Linked DNA regions of Homo sapiens: region 1 is linked to region 2. Evidence: chromatin loops called from intact Hi-C (ENCODE). Cell type or tissue: heart left ventricle. All regions are shown on one strand. Links, peaks and the distances in the headings refer to the core of each region. The heading gives the core; the rest is flanking DNA.

Region 1 (5,394 bases), core at 328-5,327, 60 kb after region 2:
GTTAAGGCTGAAAGTGTTGCAAGCACTTCTGCAGATCCCTCTGCTTCCAAGATCCTGTAATACCATATTTCAGAGAAGGGGAAACATTTTCAGAGGAGCTATTATTGGCTTGGTTGTCATTATTCTTGTGTTCACTTCTCAAATATTTGTTTTGAGAACATATCATAACATAAAGGGGTTTAGAGCCAGACAGTCCTGAGCTCAGGATCTTAGTTCTTTTTCTTTCTGGGTGATTCTGTGCACATCATTTATCTTCTTGGTGCCTTATTTCCTCATCTATGAAATGGGAATAAAATACCCACCTCTCTCACTTGCTGCAAAAGTGGAATGAGATAATATATGCAAAATTTCTGGCAACTAGTAAAAAATCCATTAAAAAATCTAGATCTGATATGATACTGAATTTTGCAGTTTGTCATGTAGACATGGCCATTATCTCTGCAGAGTGGAATACAATATATTAGAGACGTTTCAGCAACAACTGAAGTCCATTTCCATTTCCCTGGAGTCTACAGTGTTTAAAGATTTGACATTATGGAAGTATATTGTCTTCATTAATTTATGTTAATTTTTAATGTTAGTGTTGCATATGCTATAATATATAGGGAAACTTGTGTAAACACACACACGTTCACAAGCACAAATATGCAGGGTGAAAGAGTCCTGACCCTAAGAAAGCAGATTTTCATTAAAGCTTCAATCTAGAAGATAATATCAAGTGTTAACTGTAACAGTGCCATTTTTGTTCGATATGGAAATAAAAATAATTCTTAAAATGAAAGATGTTCTGAAATTAGCAAAACCACGGTGTATATATTTATCATATTTTATAAAAATGTGACTGAAATTAAACTTTAGAGCTTGACAATTTTGTCCAATGAAACAGACATGCAAACTACGCTTGTTTGTTTTCTTGCATATCTGTTAATCATGTGTTTCCTTTGGCATCTATCAATTTCTTTTCAAAGCCACAGAGCTTATCTCCTGTTAGAATAGGTCTATATGGGCATCTCATCAGATATCTAGATGGTTAAGTTGTACGTTTGATACACTGGTGATGTTAATGTAATATTCTGATGGGTATCTATTAGCATGTACATCACCAAAGCACAGACTCTCTATCGTCTGAGACAGTGGCTGCCCGGTCTGTGTCAGTGTCAATCCACACCAGAATCACAAGAATGAACAAATGTGACAGGAGAGGGCTGTACCAATTACAGATGAAGGGATAGTATCTACTCCCACCGTTTGATGTGATTTATTTGGCGGTCTCTCTGCATTTGTAGGCAGCAGATTGTAGCTGTTTATGAAGTGACAAATGGTACTCAGTGACAATGAATGACTTCTCTAATCAATTTAACTTGTCTAAAAAGTGGTCATGAATTGTGGTATTCATCAAATGTCAGTGAATACAAAAAAGATTGAACTTCTTGTACTAAAAACATATATTCCAAATATAGACCAAAAAAGTGAGAGAAATGAGTGATGAAATTGGTTTGTTTAAATAATTTTTAAAGGTGTTTTAAAAACAAAATTTTAAAAGTGTTTCACGCAAAGATTTTTTTTCAGAGAAGTGCTATATTTTATTGATTGGAGAGAGATTTTTTTCTTGTCCAGTTTTATTTTGCTGAAGGGTACATAATTATCTACATAAATGCATAATTCTCTGGTGGAAAAATAAAAACAACTGGGTTTGTCAGTGAAATAATTGAGACTCTTTTCATATAAAAAGCCTTTTAAGCTTATGATTTCAGTATTGACTAAAGTTTTCAATTATTGTTTCACCCTTTTAAATAAAACTATTTGGGTCTAAGTGACTTTACTGATGAATTTATTGAATTCATTGTGAAATATTTAAAAATAGTAATCTATTATGAATGGGTTAGATCACATAACCAGAGGTTGTTTACCTTCAACATTTGAGAAACACACATATTTTTAAACTTACATGTATTTCAAATAAGACTTTTGTCTCACACATATATCTAGTATACAGTGGAATAAAGTCATAAGCTGAGTTAACCTTATACAAGTATATTTACGTATGTATTTCAACTTATTAGATGTAGGTAGTCTTTTCCATACTTAATACAAACCACTACTGCTATAAGCCAAGAATGATTTTTTCCTATCTCTGTATTATTCAAATTTATTAAACAATATTTCACATTTGTTTGACACAATGTCAAACTCAGGACTCCTAAAGAACTGCTGTAGCTTTGGAACTGTTATGCTTTCTTGGACTTTAATCATTTTTGGCAAGGCTCCATTTCCTGTCAGAAAGTGAAACAGCTTTGGAATGTCATTTTCACGAAAGAAAACAGAGAGAATCCGAGAGGAAGTTCTCCTCCACTCCAGATCCCCTAAGATACTCAAACATGCTCACAGGAGGGCTGGAATACATCAAACATTAGCAGAGGGAAAAGGACACAATTTTCCCACATTAAAATACATGGATAAAGTTGAACTTCTGCTAAAAATAGTTCCCATGACTAATCCTATTAAGTTTAAAAAATTGGGCAGTATCCTCCCTGAAGCAGAATTACTCTCTGCCATCACACTCTGCTGTTCCCCCACACTCCCCAAGCCAGCAGGCCCTCAATATTAGGCCCTCATCTTTCCCTCTGTAATGACATTTGGGGAAAAGGGAGAAAGAAAGAGATCGAACAGTGCCTTTTATTCAGGTCTCAGATATCAAAGGAAACCAAAAACAAGATATAAAACTCAAAATTATCTCAGAATACCAACGATTCGAAAGAGCAGTGTACTGTTCTCAGTAGATCTGCAATGTTTTCCCACTGGCTCTTGGACTCACTCTGTGTCCCCAGGGAACAATGAGATTGCAGAAAGCAAACGAAGATTACTCTGAGATATTCCACTTTAAGGCCTAGAAATGGATTCACAAATTAAGCAGCAAAATGAAAAAGTCTCTCCTCTTTTGGACTTGCAAGCCTGTGATTTTTGCCGCATGTGACAACCTCATTAAGGAAAAGGAAGAGATTTAAAAGGATCCCTGAAAAAGGCCAACCAAGCTAAAAGATTCTGAACCCAGTACACATGTTGTTATCCAAAAGAGAGAAAGCCATCGGTACTCTCCCCATCCTGCAGTTCACACGGATAATCCATGTTACTCTGGTCTTTTAGAGGCGCAGATACAGGAATATAAAGGAGTCTCTGCTGAAGGAGTCATTAGGTACCATGATATTGGCATATGTTAGCTAAGTGATTAGCAAGGGTGAGGTTCAGCTGCAATCAAACCTAAACCCAGCTGATGCCATTAACATGCTGGATCTAATGAACACCACAGACCACATTAAAGTGGAGATAGCAAAATGACAATAGTAGAATGGCTTTTAATGAAATTATCAATCCAAGAAAGGAGGGAGATAGATGTCATCTAAGAAACCTTTGTAAAATCACTGGACAGTCACTTACGTAAGCACTGCTTTGAAAGGGCAGGCAGGTAACCCACCCCTAATTGTCAAGAGATGCTTTAGACATTGGGGTTTTTTAAGCAAAGTGGTGCATCTTTCTAGTTCTGCATTAGCATGCTCAAAGTGAATTGACCAACTGATTTGGACCAACTGATTCCACACTGTCTCACTACAGTGTGCAAATGCCTCCAGCTACATAAGTCATAAAGAAAAGATCTTTTGTTATAGATCTTAAATAGAATTGCACATGCTTGAGCTAATCCATAATTCACAGCCACTTAAGGGTTGGATCTTATCTGTATATATGCATATCATTGAAAACTGTGACCTAGAACTCCATCAATGTGTAGTTTTGTCCTGAAAAGATCCCTTTACCTTAAAGCTAACCACATTTTTCAACTTGCCTTGCATGTAAGAAAGTTTCAGGTTAATAGTTGCCAAAGCAATTGAGATGGAATTTTTTTGAAGTTTACCAAAAGAAAGTAACTCTCTCAGGTTCACAGGCTCTAGAGTGAGTAGTTAAGAATGTGGGTACCGTAAGCCACACTGCATAGGTTTAACTCACAGCTCTGCTCCTTACTAATTCAAAGTTGTAGTTTTTGTGACTAGACTAAGGCAAGAGAAAAATAAAGCATATAGACAAGGAATGATTGAAAGCAACAAGAAGTGTTTTCTCTTCCTCCTTTGGGTGCCAACCCTATAATTCCCGCAATGCTGAACTCCAGTTAGTTAGTGAGTGAGTTATTTAGTTCGTGAGTGAATTATTTAGTTCGTGAATGAGTGAGTTTTGGCGGTGGCCTTCTATGGACATACATGGCTTGTCCTCTCCCTGAACCATCAAATCTGAATCACTGTCTCCTGGGAGCAGCAAGATCCAGGAGACTGTGAATTCAAACTTTCAGAAACTTTGCACAAAGCATGTATGTCAACAAACAGAAATAATTAGCAAGGATGAACCATCACTCTTTAAAGCAGGAACATTCCACATCTAGAAAGGTTGTAATTTTAGAAGCCATTTATAAAAGTTTTGGGGCAGCATGACCCAAGCTCAGAGGACTTCAGGTTTCTATTTAAAGCACCAAATCACAATAGACATTTGATTTAAATTTTTATTTTATTTTACGTTCCGGGATACATGTGCATGACGTGCAGGCTTGTTATATAGGTAAACGTGTGCCATGGTGGTTTGCTGCACCTATCAACCCATCATTAATTTTAAAATTTAAAATAAGCAAAGGAGTTGTCATTTTTGCAACATAGGGTATAGGTCTGATTTTAGTCCATGTGGATTCACAGCCTCTCAGACTCCTGAGAAAATATAAGCCCATCTCTCTAGTCTTAGGGGTGCTAGCTGCAATTCAGATTTCTGTGTTCTAATTCTACTGTACTGCTGGCTAACTGTGCAACTGCTTAGTTTATCTTTCTGTGCTTCCGTTTCTTTCACGTGAAATGGGGATAATAATCTCAATTACCTCATGGGGTTATTTTAAGGACTAAGTGATATAGTAAGCATTGAGTCCCTAAATCACTGACTAGCACACACAAAACCCACAATAAACATTAACTGTTGTAATTTGTTGTGGTAGATATCATTGCAGAGGTTTATCATGTCATGTGTAACCTTCTTAATTCCTGATTCCTAGTGACCAGTTCCTCTTTTCTTGTGCCTATACCCACATCAGCTAAACTCTGTTACAAATTCCAGTATGAGTTTTATTTCTTCAGGTCTTCCCTAATTCCTCCTCATCATAATGGCCCTAAATCTTTTTAGTAATCCAGTAAAGCCATCATCTCCTGTTCATCTCTCTGCTACTTGCTCTGTCCTGTTTCTCTTCTCGATGGGACTAATTTCTTTGGTCACTGACTATCAGCCTTGGTGTCCCTAAATTCAAAAGCCAGGCTTTGTAATCTAAGAGAAACTTTTCTGCCGCATAAACATGTTTGGGTTTATTGGCCAGCT
Region 2 (5,394 bases), core at 228-5,227:
CTCTTTCATAAATCATCCCACATTATGCAACACTTATTTTTCCAAATAGAGGTAAAAGATTACATCCTTAAGGTCCATTTTATCTAAATGCATCCCTTTTGGCCCAGTGTGTAGAACATATCTAGATTAATGATTGAGGGCATCTAACTATGAAATGAATCACTATTACCTTTCCTTTTTCCACCCCCCCTCTCTCTCTGTTGGCTTTTCTCTAGTACAGGATTTTTCACAGGACAACAGCTTTTGATTTGGACTTTTAACCTCTTTGGATTGAAGTAGAGAGAGGGCATATTAGAACAAAATTTATGGAGAAATTCAAAATTAAATATCAAAGTGTAGGCATGAATGTGTGGGACAATTTTGATTTGTATTTGCTTTCCCACACCATTTTGTATCCCATGGTAGAGGCTGTCATGAGTAGGGAAGTATTCCAGTTAGTGGAACAACGGCCTGTGAATTCATATATTGGCAACATCTTAATTCTGTTCTGTGACTTAATCTCTCTAAGATTTACATTGTAAAAACAGTAATCTAGACATTTCAGGGTTGCTTGCTATCTAAAGATGTAAAAAACAAAAGTACACAAATGAATGGTTTCAAAATGCTTTTGAAAAATAATGTAAACATCACCAAAAGGTTTTGTTTTTAATTGTCAGATGCTTTCTTTCTCATTTTCAGATGATGACAAACACAATGGCAGACACTCAATATTTCTGAGAGTTTTTTAATATGCAAACTTTTTGATTTGAACATTAAGAGTTTGATAGCACACAATAGCCTCTGTGGCTTTAAAATGCCTTAATTATTTTAAATACAAATGTAAAATTCAGACACCTAGTGTTACTTAAATGCACCCAGGTTTCTGTGGTTTAATAATAACATCTGTTTTGGTTTTTCAACCACAAAAGTGCATTTAATCTGTTCTTCCTTTAGTTGAACTTTTCACATCTGCTTCGGCTCGGTTCCCATAAGCTAAAGACCAGATCTTTTCCAAAAGTAGGAAGTCTACCTGTACGACTGTTGTTCTAGCTCAAAAGATCTGTTTTTAATACCAGCTGAAGATTTCAAAAGAATAACAAAAATAAACTTCTTACCCATAATGCACTTCTTATGCTTTTTGGCTTACATATCAGTGCGGTCATTTTATGAATGCAATACTGCCTGGACATTTTAAATTAAAACAGTGAATTGTCAGATCACACATGCCCAGGTAGTCCCTGATCTCTTAAGTTTTTTAATCATGGAAAAAGAGTGTATTCTATTAAGTTAATTTTTCATGAAAAAGTTATACTAAGGATGGACAGTGGCTTAAAAACCTCAGTGGTTTTTTTTGGACACACACTTAGTGCTTATCTGAATCCCATGGGTCCTGAAAAGTAGGCCGGAAAATGTTGCAAGGACAACATTACTTCACAGATTTTCCACAATTGTTTGCTGCCTCCGAGGCTTCAGCTCTTATAACCAATCCTAAGAGACCTATCTAAAATCAGAGACTGTGAAACCAAATCCTAATAAGCGTCTTTGAAAACCAACCAAGGTGCTGAGATGAAACACATTTTTCTTTACGTATGAATTTTGGTAGAGAAAATTATTGAATAAATGAGTGCCTGGGTTAGATATGTGATAATTGTTTTTCTCAAGTGGAAAGATTGACTCTCTTTATCAGCATTCACAAGAGATTGAACAAAGCTGAATATTCAGTCTTTATTTGGACAAGATTTAATTGATATCAAGTTAGTCTAATTATTTTATTTTAGAAAGTTATTTTGAATATGTGAGATGCACATAATTATATATTTTTCCTGATGTATGATTATGTAATTATACGTGGTCCTGTTTACAGGACAGAGCAACACAGCATGCTGCAATTAGTAGGTGTTCAACTCATGTTTGGTGAATGAGGCCTAATGAGGCAATATAATGGAGAGAGCCCGGTAGACTACCTTTGTCGATGCAAACAAGATGATTCTGTGATTTGAATAATTTCCCAATGTCTTACGTAAATAGGAGTTGTCAGCAGGGGTGATTCAACTTAATTCAAAAAATATTTACTGATTGCATGACATGTGCAAGTCACTACAATAAGCAGAGTAACAAATACAGGAATAAGCATGAGTTTTACAAAGTTAAAGTAGCAAATTATGAAAAATGCCTTAAGAAAAATAGCAAAACACTGTTATGGTGGAAATAGCATTTGAGACAGGCCTTGAAAGAAAAGTCATCAAAATTTGGAGAGTGTTGAATACGAGAGTTTTGAACGAAAGGTGAGAAAGAAAGTGATCTGGTAAGACAGCAAAAGATTTCAGGTCTAGAGAACATAATTAGGAAAAGTAGAGAATGACAAGCAGTTTCATTTGTCTCATGGACAAGGATAAAGATAGAAGAGTAGCCTGGTGGTATGCTATGGAACACTTTAAATGCTCTGCCAAGGAGCAGGCACATCATATAGTAGACAATGAGAGCCTGAATCTTCAAATTAGGTTTTCTTAATGGTATTCAAATATTTACCACAAATTTCCATCATTTTGCCAGCAAAGACAGATCTAAACAAGTACATTTTTTTCCAAACTTGGTCAAAATCATTTGGTATTGCTCTTAAATTTATTTTTCATTTAAAAGATAAGTCGTGGAGGGGGATATCTGTCAAATTTTCTGAACCTTACATTCATTGCTGGGCTTGAAGATAAAGCATAAGAGGTCCTTTTACAGTTCACGCAGAAGAAACAGTCTCTGGAAGAGAGAAGGAAACCCTTAAAAATATGAGTAGAAAAGCCATTTGTGGAACTTCTTGCACCCAAATACTCAAAATTAAGTGCTATCAAGATCTATTTGACTATTGGCAATTCTAAGAAGAAGGCTCCCTATATAAACCATTAGTTAAATGACAGTTATTGAGATTTTTATTTAATGACAAGGAGGAAGGAGAATATGACACAAAATAAGACAAAGACTTTTCCTGTGTGATTTTGGATCTAAGCACTTATTTATAACTATTGTAAATATAACTAATATTTTGGTCACTTTGTTGAGAGAGTCATAAAATCAACTCTATAAATATTAATTGAGAAAAGCACCACGATGAAATTTTTCAATGCTTTAACATAACAGTGATGGGATGTTGAGAAATACGGAATTTTGTTTTGTTTTGTTTTCATCATGATGCTACACAGACAGAATAGGGATGTACATAGCTAGGTGTGTCTATCTGTGTGTTATAGACACATACACACATAAAGGAAATATAATTTTAATATTTCTGCCAGTCTGAGATTAAATAGAGTGATATGGGTCACACCCTCGGTGGTTCTTTATTTACCTTTTATGGGGACATGACAATGTGGATGGAATATGGAACAGAAAGGAGAAAAAGATTTAGTATGCTCCAAATGTCCCAAACCAGCTTGTTATTATTATCCCTATATCTTCTTCACTCCAACCTGACCTGCTTCCAGTATTATCTCCCATCTACTGAAGAATATAAAGCAATGCTCATGACTTCCGGCCCTATATCCAACCCAACATAATGCCTTACACCTTTACTCATGAAGTATTTTTCAATTTCAATTCTATCACCAATTCTACCACCCTAATCCAAGCCACCACTGTGCCACATGTAGAGGCCCGTGATAGTACATTATCTGTTCTAGTTTCACCCCCCCACCCCAACCCTTCTCCAATTCATTTTCCATGCAGCGGGCAGATGGCTATGATCTTGTCACCACCCACTACCTATCTCTATCCCTTGCTATTGCTCTTAGGATGTTTCTCACTGTTGTACCTATTCCATTTAGCTATGATGGAATTAAATTTATTTTAATTGCTGTGCTCAGATGGGAAGAAAGACTGATAAATAATGAGATAAATGAGGGAACTGGAAATATTCAGAGATTGGTCATTTTGCTTTTATGCCCTGAAGCAATGATATTTCACATTAAATAAATTTTTTTAAAAAAGGCAGTTTCTTCTCCAGGGCAACATTATCTTTGTTTTTTTATAGAGTTCCCATGATTACTCATTGGTTTGGTATTCTGGAGTTTGTGGACTTTATTCAGAATATGAGAAACCTAATTCTTTATAAGTCAAAAGCAAGTACTGAAAATTTAATTCATAAAGAAAAGAGTTTTCCACATATTTTCACAGGCTTCCTTAAAAATCTTCCCCATTTTGCTCGTCACAGTACTTCCAGAAGGGATCGTGTTATTACGCAAGATTTCAAGTAGGGCTGCTATTGAGGAGGCTACCTGGACTCAATTTTTAACTTTATATTTCAGAATTCCACCATGTGTTTTTCCTTCTCATAAAGGATCAAAACCACATCATGACAGAACAATCTGTGAGAATCATAGGCTTTTAACAAGGAAGAAACGGATTAAAAAATACTTCACGCCTTATTAAAGAAATCCCTATGTTCCTCAAAAGCACTTTTTAGCATCTTATTAGTGGCATTTGATCTGACTGACATATTGACCAGTAATTGGAGCAGAAGATGGATCTATTCCACTTAGATCACAAAGGGAATAAAAATTTTGGCTGTAAATTCAAGACGGACAACTTCCAAATAATTTCTTTAGAATAACTCCCTATAAAACAGCCTTCTAAGTTGTTCTAGATACATCGTCAGATTCTTTAATAAATCACTGGCCAATAGGTGAACCTTATTGTTTTTATTTGGATTTGGAAATAAACCAAAATAGGATTGATCTGAAAGTGAAAGTGACTTTAAATGCCCACCCTCTACTCATATCAATAGAAAAATCTATATTGGTAGCTAAAACATTATTGGATAATATTTTGTTGTTGTTCGGCTTGTGTTTTTTCTTTTTCTTTTTTTTTGTTATCTCACCACTCACACATTAACTTTCATTGGTTTCAGTATCATATTCTCATTGAGTAACTGCTTCTCAAGTTGGAATGAGACAGTTATTTCATCATTTTCTAAAATTTCTTAAATAGCCAAATAGCTCTAACTTTAACACAATGATAAATGTTTCACTATTTCACAATTATGTGAAACAACAAGCTATAAACCAACGAAGCATCTACAGAGCATACTCAAATATTTCGTTTGTAACTATACTAAAAAACTCTCATTATCTAGATCACTACCAATATTAATTACTGACTTGCATTTTGTGGTTTTGTTTTTATTGTTTAAAGAATAAGGGGAAAAGGCCGGGTGTGGTGGCTCATGCCTGTAATCCCAGCACTTTGGGAGGGTGAGGTGGGCAGATCACAAGGTCAGGAGATCAAGACCATCCGGGCTAACACAGTGAAACCCCGTCTCTACTAAAAATACAAAAAATTAGCCAGGCGTGGCAGTGTGCGCCTGTAGTCCCAGCTACTCGGGAGGCTGAGGCAGGAGGATGGCGTGAACCTGGGAGGCGGAGGTTGCAG

The links. A loop is a pair of places that touch in the nucleus more often than their neighbours do. Peaks named below come from ENCODE experiments on the same cell type or tissue, not always from the same donor. Only the 100,000 strongest peaks of a DNase experiment are listed, where the experiment ranks them.
Region 1: it touches region 2 in a loop (2.3-fold over the local background); 8 of 110 quality-filtered maps call a loop at or near these places.

The regions. Positions count from the first base shown.
Region 1 is chr2:144,935,518-144,940,911 of GRCh38, reverse strand. The region is part of intron 3 of TEX41 (testis expressed 41); the gene reads right to left. Among named protein-coding and RNA genes, the nearest start is that of LINC01966, 56 kb to the right of the region's middle. In heart left ventricle, for the core only: no CTCF peak of the experiment used is centred there; no DNase peak of the experiment used is centred there; H3K27ac peaks cover 3,366 bases.
Region 2 is chr2:144,995,237-145,000,630 of GRCh38, reverse strand. The region is part of intron 3 of TEX41 (testis expressed 41); the gene reads right to left. Among named protein-coding and RNA genes, the nearest start is that of LINC01966, 120 kb to the right of the region's middle. In heart left ventricle, for the core only: no CTCF peak of the experiment used is centred there; no DNase peak of the experiment used is centred there; H3K4me3 peaks cover 713 bases; H3K27ac peaks cover 4,436 bases.